Linked DNA regions of Homo sapiens: region 2 is linked to region 1. The links are chromatin contacts, found by Hi-C in ENCODE. All regions are on one chromosome and are shown on one strand. The core of a region is the stretch at or near the end of the contact, and the rest is flanking DNA. Distances in the headings are between cores, read along the strand shown.

The links. A loop is a pair of places that touch in the nucleus more often than their neighbours do. Pooled maps may share reads with other maps.
Region 2: a pooled map of right lobe of liver shows a loop between it and region 1 (2.1-fold over the local background). The contact joins the promoter of SMCP here to the promoter of SPRR5 in region 1. A Hi-C loop is called at or near these places in 1 of 168 maps with a recorded cell type or tissue (HepG2) and 4 of 50 pooled maps.

The regions. Positions count from the first base shown.
Region 1 is chr1:152,944,638-152,950,520 of GRCh38, forward strand. It overlaps SPRR5 (small proline rich protein 5), which reads left to right and starts at 2,569. Exons shown (of 2, transcript NM_001395435.1): 1 at 2,569-2,611; 2 at 3,900-4,618. The coding sequence starts at 3,918. The coding sequence ends at 4,244. It overlaps LINC01527 (long intergenic non-protein coding RNA 1527), which reads right to left and starts at 4,573. Exons shown (of 2, transcript NR_183723.1): 1 at 4,349-4,573.
Region 2 is chr1:152,875,970-152,881,852 of GRCh38, forward strand. SMCP (sperm mitochondria associated cysteine rich protein) reads left to right here and starts at 2,353. Exons shown (of 2, transcript NM_030663.3): 1 at 2,353-2,477. RefSeq lists enhancers at 4,269-4,348, 4,479-4,538, 4,899-5,078.

The sequences.
Region 1 (5,883 bases), core at 1,319-3,818:
TGTGTGCGTGTGTGTGTGTGTGTGTGTGTGTGTGTGTGTGTGTGAGTCAGGATTGAAGAAAGAGAAAGACAGAGAGCAATGCTAATGAAGGTCAGTGGTTAATACCATTCCAAAACCTGGGATAAGTAATTGGGTTTCTTAGTGGCTTCTAGATTACCCATTCATTTTCTGTCCTCTGGTGTCAGAAGCAGTTCTGTGTTATACATTCTTGAGGTAGCTGACTCCACCACACTCACACACAAACACAAAAAAACCTGTCCTAGGTGGTTGGGGCACATACAAAAAATAATTAACAGGATTTAACACCCCAAGCCCCACAAATTAGCTGATGTTCACACTTTCTTCAGCCATGTAGGCATCATTCCAGTGACATGTGGGTTTGATTTCTTTGGTTAATACAAACCTAACAATTGAAAAGTATCTGTAAGAGTTGGAAGTAAGAAGGTAAGAGGACGTGACACAGTTTTAGTGCCCCTTCCCATCTACAAAGGCCTGATTCACAAGGACAGACTTGCCAAGCCAGGCTTCCCTCTGTCCTGTTGCCTTGGAAACAGCAAGGGCCTGGCCATCCTTGCTTCCCCCTGCATCCCCAGCATGGACATAGTGCCTGGCACATGGAACAATTGCATCTTAATGAATAAATGGTTAGCCCAGGATAACAACTCCACATAGTCTTTCTTCTCTGCTATTAGGGACCTGAGCTGAAATCCCTCTCTCAGGCTTTCTGGGGCTGCTTCTGTCTGAGTGATACCAGCTTGAAGGGATTCTCCTCCTGGGAAGGGCTGGACTCCTCTGGCCCTCCTTAGTTACTAGCCCGTGCACATCTTGTGATCCCAGAGAGTCAGGACCATGGTTTAAGAGAGAGAACATCGGTTTCCACACCTGTGTCTTCTAGTGATGCAGCATGACTCCCCAAGGTCTTGGGATGTTCTAAGGCTTTTATTAAATAGTGGAACCATGGCTAAATTTCATGGCTGAGATTTAAAATGTGCCATCTTCAGGACTAGCTTGCCTATTTCCATTTCTCTCACTCAAAAGTCTTTTTTAATGTATTTTTAGGGGAAAAGTAAAAATTATATATATGTACAGTGTACAATGTGATGTTTTGATATATGAATATATTGTGGGATGACTAAATCAAGCTATTTAATACATGTATTACCTCACATATGTATCATTTTTGTGTGGCGAAAACACTTAAAATCTACTCATTTAGCAATTTTCATGTCACATATTGTTATTAACTATAGTCAACATGACTTCCAGTGGATTCCTTGAACTTATTCCTCCTGTCTCTTTCAACCAAGAGCTTATGACACTGGGTGGCAAGTGCCACTACTTGCCTCCAACTTTTTTCAACTTCCTATTCCATATTTCTAAGAGTGTGTCTTGCCCTAGTATTCAAAGCCCATCTCCATGGAGCACCCAACGACTGTTGACCATGCATTTTGTGCCAAACACTTGCACATACTTTAAATAAGTTGTCCATTTTAATCCTTACAACTGACATGCAGAATGGTGCTGTTACCCTCTTTAGCAGGTGAGAAAATTGAAGTGCAAAAACATCTGGTTCCTAAGGTCACCCAACTGGTAAAAGGCAGAGCCTCAGTCTGAGCACCACTTGGGAATTTTTTAAAGATGAGCTCCATCCTTTGCCAGGTATGGGAAGCATCCAAGTCTGTATCCCGTGCCACCCTTCTTTGTCCTGGAACTTCTAACAGAAGTTAGGAGGAAGAGCCAGGACTGGGGCCCCAGGAGCTCAGAACCCAGAATCCAGTCACTGTGACTCCTCCATGAGCTCACTCTAATGCAATGCTTCTTAGCTTCCCCCACCCCCTCCACCTTATGATAATCATTTCCCTGGGAACCCTGGAGTCATATGGATATGTGATATATGTAGGGAGATTTAGAGATAAGCACTATCTACTGTAACCAACCAGTTTCCCCGAATGGGGCCTAACGATTTTCCCAATAGCAGAACAGACAGAGAGTGGCAGCTGCCATTTCTTGTATAAATAACAATAGGTAAAAAATGAAAGCCTCTTGTCTTGTCTTCCCACCAGTTCAAGCTGAATGTGACTCTGAGCCTAGGTCAAGTCAAAGTCACAACTTTGCTGAGGGTGGTGGGTTTCCAAGAGAGCCATCTGCCCCCTCAGCTGTTTTCTTATGTTACCTGCATAAGCTGCCTGTCCCATCCCCTCCTCTCTGCCAACCAGAACATCCCAGAACACTGCCCTCACACCCCCACACCCAGCATGGTCGGAATGCTTGCTTGGGACCATCCTAGATGCCAGGGATCTAAGTCAAAAGTCATGAGTGGGTTTGGAAATCCAAGGAAGCCAGTCCTCGTAAAATGATGGGGAGATGAGGCAAGGGGAGGGTGAAGGCACTGTCATCTCCAAATCCCGCCATACCAGCCCTGGGGGTGAGTAAAACTTAAAATTTGAGGAAGGACAGGTGGATCCTATTGTGACTAGGGACTAATTAGGACACCCCAATCCTGGGCCACCTCATGGCCTCAGGCAGGGATGAGAGGTATATAAAAGGTAGATAGGCTCAGAGCATCCCAAACCCCTCCACACCTATCTGCTCCAGTCGCTGGTGAACCTTGGTAAGTCTGGAAAGGTAGTACCTCTTATAGCAGCCTTGCCTTGCCTGCATCCCTAACCAACTATGGACTGGGCTGATTCTCTGGGTGGTGGTCAGAAAGGATGGGTCTTTTGGGGTACCTCTTTTTTCCATATCATTTGTGACAAACCTATCTTGGGTCCAGCAAGTTATCCAGCAGAGTAGTGTGGGAGGCTGGGCTGAGCAGGGAGAAGGAGGGGGGTATCTACAAGAGGGTCAGTATCTCAGCGATGCTGCTGGCATGGTGTGGGTGTTGCATCTTGTCAGGTGCTAAGAGGGAATTAGTAGGAGAGGAGAGACCAGTTCTGGGCAGAGCAACTGGAAGGACTGTCCTTTCAAAGAAAAGAGAAGGCAGGAAGGAAAGAGAACAGACTCCCTTGGGACAGCAGAGTTGTGGATGTCCATGGAGCAAAGGGCTGCAGGGACAAGACGATGTGGCACCATGGAAGGCTCTGCTCTGGGAATCAGGAGACCTCTTTTCCCACCATCTATGCCGAGTGGCTTTGAAGCCATTCCTTCCCTCTGAGGTTTGCTTTCCTCAACTGTAATTGAGAGAGGCAAGCTAGATAGTCCATTTCATCTATCTCTAGAGTTTTCTCTTTATAAACTCCTTTAGAGAGTGGTTAAGATGCGCCTTTTAAATTGTTTATGAATTTACTTAACAAATTACAACTCTTATATAGTGTTCATTTTGTGCTACTACTCTGCATGTGTGTGTCGGTACATACATACCTACGTATGCATGCATATTTTAAGTATGTATTTTATATACTCATTTAATTTTTGCACCAACTCTAAGAGAGGTAAGTATGGAAAACCTTAGTTGCTCAAAATCATATAGTTAATAAATGATTTAGCCAGAACTCAGATCCCAGGCAATTTATTCCAGATGCCACAGGTTTTGCTATAATAGGATACAACAGTCTGCTCTTTCATTCTTCCTCTTTTTTTTCCTCTCTCTCCCTTTTCTTTTTTTATGTTTTTCTTTCTTTTCAACCCCTCCTAACATTTCTGTTTTCCCTCCCTTCCTCCTTTCCTATCTTTCCTTCCTTCCATGTTTCTTTGTCTTGAAAAGAGTTGAAATAACTTGTAAACACTTAAAGTTTACACATGCGCGCGCGCACACACACACACACACTCCTCTTAAATCTGTGAAGGGATCAGGGCAAGGTAAAAGCAGAGCAGGACAGGAATGTGGCAGGGGGTTCACCTGGGCTTAGGGTCTCTCTATGGCTCAAGTGTTCCTCATTTCTGTGTCTTTCTGTTTCCAGTTGCAAGTCCAGCCCAGAATGTCTCAGCAGAAGCAGAAGCAGTGTGCTCCCCCGCAGCAGTGCTGCCCCCCACCCCAGCAGCGCTGCCCCCCACCCCAGCAGTGCTGCCCCCCGCCTCAACAGTGCTGCCCCCCACCCCAGCAGTGCTGCCCGCCGCCTCAACAATGCTGCCCCCCTCCCCAGCAGTGCTGTCCCCCACCCCAGCAGTGCTGCCCTCCACCTCAGCAGTACTGCCCCCCACCCCAACAGACCAAGCAGCCTTGCCAGCCCCCACCCAAGTGCCAGGAGCCCTGTGCCCCCAAGTGCCCACCCCCTCAGCAGTGCCAGACGTCCAAGCAGAAGTAAGCCCTGGGCATGTGATCAGAGGCGAACCCCCAGGAAAAACAGAGCATGAAGTTCCTTCTGGGCCAGCATCTTACACTCCACAGGCCAAGCAAAGCCCTGCTCACCAGTGCTTCTGGATGCAGCCACACTTCACACTTGCAGGAGAGGCAGCACCAGGCTGGCAGCTGGCGGCTTCCTCGAGCTCTACTCTTCTTAATTAGCAGCTGCAGTTTCCATCTCAGACAAGGATCTGGTTCTAAACTATCTAATCATCTTTCCTGACATGCATCTACATTGCCCTGCTGGAAACATGAGCGGCATGCACAGGCATCTTCTCCTACCACGCTTCCCCTCAGCTCCTGTTTTCAAACAATTAAAACAGAATTCCTCTGGCATGAATGTCTTGGTCTGATGATTTTGTTGTTTGAAAATGTAGCATTTCTGCAGTTTTTTTTTTTTTTTTTTTTTTTTGACGGAGTCTCGCTCTGTTGCCCAGGCTGGAGTGCAGTGGCGCGATCTCGGCTCACTGCTATCTCCGCCTCCCGGGTTCACGCCATTCTCCTGCCTCAGCCTCCCAAGTAGCTGGGACTACAGGCGCCCACCACCACGCCCAGCTAATTTTTTTGTATTTTTAGTAGAGACGGGGTTGCACTGTGTTAGCCGGGATGGTCTCGATCTCCTGACCTCGTGATCCGCCTGCCTCGGCCTCCCAAAGTGCTGGGATTACAGGCGTGAATCACCGCGCCCCACCGCATTTCTGCAGATTTTTTTATCCTGCCCCCAACCCAAAACTTAAGCAGAGCCAAGTGTGGGATGCAGGTGCAGGAGAAGGCACGGGGAGGAGCCTTCTGAGATGCCCAGACATTTACAAGGCTCGTACCAGGAAAAGAGGTGGGGACTTCTGCAACACAGACGCACACCACATTCACAGAAAATGAAGATGCAGGAAAGAACCACGGGGAGACAGTGCTCACCCAGAGAACATGTGCAAGGAAAAGCATTCTCCTAGGCCCAGACAGAGCAACAGAGCCTGCCAAAAAGACCTGCGCAGTAGAGGAAAAGGATTGAGGGAGGTAAGTTCTAACTCAGAGAGCACACTCTAAGGGCTGAAAAGAGTTGAGATAAGGCCTTAAAAATTCTCCCATAGGTAAAAGAAAAAGCCAAAGTTTCTTCAAGCTAATCAAGTATGTAATTAGGAGACAGTCTATGCAAACACTGCATACCCAACACACACACCCGACAGTAAATATTTGATCAAAATATCAGCTCCCATTATTTCTGTTTGGGGATTCTCTTGAACAATTTCCCCCCACTGCCATCCTGCTTTCAATTCTCTAAATTACTGGGGGATTGAAGTGACCAAATAATGCAGACCCACAGGGAATCCAAACTTCTGGTTTCTGCTATTTCAAATACCCTCTCCCAAGTTTCTCCACTAGACCCCTCTCTTACAAAATAGTCCACAGATTGATATATTAGAATCTCCTCCTATACCTGCCTCCCCTTTCATGCCTCTGGGCACCAGGGAAGCCACTGAGAACCAGCAGAAGTACGCAAACAAAGCCAGAGAAGACAATAATATAAACTAAAAATCTAGATTATCCCAACATATGTTACAGACACTGGAGAATGCAAAGTTAAAAACCAAAACTTTTACCAT
Region 2 (5,883 bases), core at 1,103-3,602, 69 kb before region 1:
ATGGTCAGGAGACTGAATGTTCTAACCAAGAAAATGAGTATTGATGGAGAAGAAAAGAGAACCAAGGACTCCAGCAGGAAGTAGCCAGGCAGAAGAACAGGAACACAAAGAGTTCCAAGTTAATGTACTGGCTAAATTATTCTTCCATGTATTTATTTACTAAATGTGGATTTAGTACCTAGGATGTTCCATACATTGTGTTGGAAATAGAATTTAAATGGTGAGCAGAAAGTATATCTATCCTCACCTTCTAGATAGCCTTCATTAGCTTAATTTTAACAAACTAATATGCATCATGGTTAAAAATTCAAATAGTTTGTGTGTATTTGATTCTTCTAGGAAAATATTTATGTATACTAACATATATGTTTATCTTATTTTGTATATATCTCCGTATATACATTCTTTTTATAAGAAAAGGAATATACTAACATATTGTTTACTGGATTGCTTTCTTTGATTACATAGTTGGGAGAATTTTTCATAGCATCATCTACAACTGGACTCTGTTTTTATTAGCTATATACTATCCTATTACATGATTGTAAAATGAAATCTCATTAACAGAATATGAAAATACCTGTTTCTCAACATATTCATTAACAACTAATGTGATCAAAATTTCATATTTGTTGCCAGACTGTCATAGAAAAGCCAGTGTCTCATTGATCTTCTGGTTTGCATTCCTTTAGTTATGAATAAGCATTTCTTCATAGATTTGTTGGCCATTTCCACCTCTCTCTCTCACTCTACCTCTCTCTCCCTCTCCGTACTCTTCCTAGAAAGAACTTAATTCTTATAGATTAAGGCTTTGGTCCCAACTACAATGTTAGAGACTTTGGGAGATGTGAATAAGAGTAGACATTTTACTGAGAATAAATTTTAGAGATAACTATAAGCATGAAGACCTGAAGAAGACAAGTAAAAGAGAAATACTTGAATAGGCTATTATAGAATGAAAAGCACAATTCACATACTTCCCAAGAGTGCTACCCTTTGGCCGAGGTGGTTCTGTCCTGGACTTCAGACTTTAAAGAGTCCTTCTCTGGCTCTCCTCCAGCCATGACCCACCCCCATAGGATGATTCAATAGGTCCAGGGTACAGGCCCAGAGCTGCTGTCTCTCTCACTCCAGCTATCCAGGACCCCAGAAATCTCTGTCAACTGGCCCTGAGATCACCTTTATGTGTCTATCCTCTTGAAGACTCAAACAGCCAATACTGTGCTCACTTCTAGGTCTCAATGACCAAGAGAGGGGCAGTTTGAGAGATCCATGTATGAAAAGAACATGGACGGTATGGACTAGGATATTTACACTCATGCACGCCCGAGGTCCCTCGTGACACAAGATGAAGCCAGGGAGTAGGAAGAGAACCAGGGGTGAACCACAGGGGTCAGAAGCCTCTGTTTGTGCTCTTGCCTGGTGTCCTACAAATGTTTATGGCAGGCATGCTTCCCAGAAGAACAGAATTTCCTAGTCACTGTCCTCAAAGAGGCCATGCTACAGGAAGAAAAGGAAAGAGTAAACATAATGAAATGCTTCTCTCTTATCATTATTTTAGTCAATTCACTATTCAATTGATTCAGTTTCAGAATCTTTTATGTGCCAATTGCTCAGCCAGACACTGGGAATATCAAAGTGAATAAAATAGGGTCCTGGCCCCTAAGGCATCCCAGTTTCTCCCCTGTTTAAAACCTTTCAGTGGTTCCCATTGTCCTCAGGATAAAGTCCAAACTCTTTTTCTTATGGCATAAAGGTCCTCACCAACACAGCCTTACCTACCTAGGTAGGTGAATCTCCCCCTTCTCCTTACTCCCCACTCTGCTCCAGCCACACTGAGCTTTTCCACCAAATAGCCTATACTTTCACATTTCTGGATCTGAAAATGTCCTCCCAGACACACCCCTATGTCCAACTTCCTATTTCCAATTTCCAAGTCTCAGCTTAAATATCACTCCCTCCAGGAAGCATATCTGACCCCCAAACCTGACCCCTGTGCTTATCCTACCATCATTATTATCACATGGTATTGTTGGCTATTGACTTGCCTCCATATTGAATTAGATCTTTGAGAATGGGAACTACATCCCATTGAGCTACACTTCACTTTTTAGGACAGAGCCTGGTAGATAGGAGACAATCAATACAGATTTGTGTTTTAGGTTATTGCATGCTTATGGGTTAGCTAGGGAGCTTTCTTTTTATCTTTCAGGAAAGAAACCAAAGAGACAGACTCTCCAGCAGGCAGGGGGCGCCAGTGAGTGAGCTAGGCATAGAGTCTTGTGGAGAGAATTATGGTGTCATAGAGGCTTAGAATCTTGGCATTAGCAGGGAAGGGAACCCATCTGGTTCAGAAGGCTTTGGCTTCTGATAGTCATGGACTCACTAGGCTGCTGAGGAAGATCAATAATACCTACTGGAATCAGTCATGAGAAGTCAAGCATGGAAATTGTGAATTGTGTGTGTGGCCAGACCAGGTAACACAGAGAAACATTGTCTTTTGGGTCCTCTCTCCATGGCTTTTTCATGTGTTCATTAGTTCATTACGTATTTACCTACTGAGACCCATGCAATGCCATTCAGTGTGTTGGATGAGAGGATTCCAGGATTCATCCTATCTTTCAGGAAAAAGCTCCTGCTTCTATTTAAGAGGAAGACATGGGAGCCACTGGGGGTGGGGATAGTGAGAATGCCTGTGTTTATGGAACTAACAGACCACAAAAGTGAGACAATTGGGAAAATAATAACCACTATAAAAATGTAATGGGAAGTACAGGGGATCCAAGAAAGCCTTTCAGGGAGATGGAGGTTTTGGGTTAAGGAAGTTTTCCTCGAGGAGTGATGTGTAAGCAGAGACTTCAGGTTTGAACGATATTCAGTGAGCATGTGGGGACAGAGACCCAGGAAGGGTGGTTTAAGCTGGGAAAGAGCACATTCAAAGACCTGGAAAGAGGTGAGAAAATTCAGCAGGTGTCTGCTCTGAGCCAGTCTGGTGCCTGAGGGAACAGTGTTTGGACATGAGGCTGGGCCTGTGGGCAGAGGGAGAAGGTGCCTTGCCAGAGCCCTCCTGGTGGTTTGGGCTCTGTATCAATCCTCTCTGAATAGAGCAATAAGAGCTAGGAAGATGGCCCTGGCCTTGCACCACAAGTGTTTGACATGATTAGGCAGATTTCCTGAGGCAGGCTGTGCACAGCATGGTTGGGAAGGAAGGGAAATGGAGCTTGGAGAGAATATTTATTTATTTGTTTGTTTCTTTTTATTTATTTATTGAGATGGAGTCTCACTCTGTCACCCAGGCTGGAGTGCAGTGGTGAGGTCTCGGCTCACTGTAACTTCTACCTCCCGGATTCAAGTGATTCTCCTGCCTCAGCTTCCCAAGTAGCTGGTATTACAGGTGCACGCCACCACACCCAGCTAATTTTTGTATTTTCAGTAGAGATGGAGTTTTGCCATGTTGGCCAGGCTGGTCTCAAACTCCTGACCTCAAGTGATTCACCCGTCCCAGCCTCCCAAAGCGCTGGGACAACAGGTGTGAGCCATTGTGCCCGGCCAAGGAGAGAATCTTAAGAAGAAACTCTTGCAGGAGGCAGAGGGGTCCAGGAGGCAGGTTTGTTGGACAGGAGCCAGGGTTCTGAAAGTGGAGGATATAGATACTATTCACCAGGCAGAAGGAAGACAGTGGAGACAGCACTGGCTCAGAGGGGCAGGACCTGCATCCATGGGGGTGAGGTTGCAGAAGGACTTGATGTTGCCCTCCCTATGCTACAGTCAACAAGACTGGTTTCCAACCTGCTGTCCTTCTCTGATATTGCACAACCTCCACATTCAGGACCTATTCCCAGGATCTCACTATGGGGGACATGCTTGGAGTGGGGACATTGGTGGGACTGGTGAGGCAAGCCCCTGGACCTGGGCTCCAGGTGCCTCTGATGCCTCTGCACCTCTGATCACTGGAATGAGAATTGCTTCTGTAGAAACAGCTCAGTCTGGACTTGTAAAGATGGACACTAACAAACTGGACTTCCAAGTGGTGATGAGACTCTGCACTTTGGTCAATTCAGGGCACTGACCTTCAGAGTAGAGAAAGGTAAACCAGAGACAAAAGACAGAAAGGTAGAGACAGAATGAAGACCAGAGAATGATAGAGAGGCAGAGAGGAAAAAAAAATAGCAAAAGGCAAAAATAAACACAGAGAGGAACAACAGAAAATAAAAACAGAAGGGGCTCACTCCTCCCTCGTCCCTCTCAAAACCTAGTCTTAGGTCTGACCTCTAAGGGAGCAGATTCAAACAACAAGGAGATACGGACAGATACTGGGCTCCCTGCATACCCCGGCACACCCAAATTCACCACTGTACAGCTGCAGGGGCACCCAAGTGTGTGCTTGTGTGTGCGTGTGGACACACACACACACTTCCTGTCAAACAGCTTTGAACACTGCAAAGGTGGTAGAGAACATGGCCCTGTACTCTCTCACCTCTTCCCTATTTTTATACTGGTCTGTCTCCGTCTTATTTCCATTTTTGGTGTGCCTCTCCATTGCTCACCTCTCTCCTTCCTGTTCTCTCTCGGGCAAGTCAAGGCATCGCAGGGCCTGTATCTGCCACCTCAGCCTCTTTGCAGCTTCCTCTGACCTAGAAGGAGCAATAGGGTGACTTGTCCCCACCCCCATCCTTTAGGAGTCTTTGCTCTAGTGTCTTCCTCTTAAATGGAAGCAGGGGCCTTTTCCTGAAAGATAGGATGAATCCAGGAATAACTGGCAGAGATAGAGTCATGACTGAATTAAAGCCAACATCCTAACCCAAGTCACTCTCCCCTTTTTAGGTGGGAACTGCCCTTGACCCAGTTCAGGCTGCAGCCATATAGCCAGGGACTTAGGATCATGAAAGGTTTATACCAGGTGGCAGGGCCTTAAGAGATAACTCTTCCCTCCCAATCTTCTCTCACCCTAATGCTGTAGTTCAGGAGATTCAAACATAGGGGTCCTTATAAGAGGTAGCACTGTGCTCCCCTCCTTCCCACAGAGAAACCCTGAGATGAGGCTCCAATGGTTCAGAAAGTGAAAGTGAAGAGAGTCTGCGCTGGGGCTGGGTCCAACGTGTGAGTCTGAAAGTTACTGTTTCTAGTGGGTGGCGCTGTCGGCCACACCTGGCTCAATGGGACCCAGTTTGTACACTATGAACTGGATTTAGGTGAATCCCCAGATAAAAAAGGGTTGAGTCTAAGAGCATGTCACCCATCATTCAGGATAGCCACAGCCCTGGGTCTTCTATAAAGTCACAAGGGTGATTCAGATAGCAAAGTAGGTCATCTAACAGGCGTCCTTTAGCAACCACCTGACTGGAGAATCCTGCACACCTTCAGGAGAGGATGATACAGATTTTTGTCCTACTGGGGTGGATTAGTCCATTTCCACACTGCTATAAAGATACTACCCGGCCGGGCGCGGTGGCTCACGCCTGTAATCCCAGCACTTTGGGAGGCCGAGGCGGGTGGATCATGAGGTCAGGAGATCGAGACCATCCTGGCTAACAAGGTGAAACCCCGTCTCTACTAAAAATACAAAAAATTAGCCGGGCGTGGTGGCGGGCGCCTGTAGTCCCAGCTACTCGGGAGGCTGAGGCAGGAGAATGGCGTGAACCCGGGAAGCGGAGCTTGCAGTGAGCCGAGATTGCGCCACTGCAGTCCGCAGTCCGGCCTGGGCGACAGAGCGAGACTCCGTCTCAAAAAAAAAAAAAAAAAAAGATACTACCCAAGACTGGATAATTTATAAAGGAAAGAAGTTTAATCGATTCACAGTTCCACATGTCTGAGAAGGCCTCAGGAAACACAATCATGGCAGAAGGCAAAGGGGAAGGACCTTCTTCACATAGTGGTGGGAGA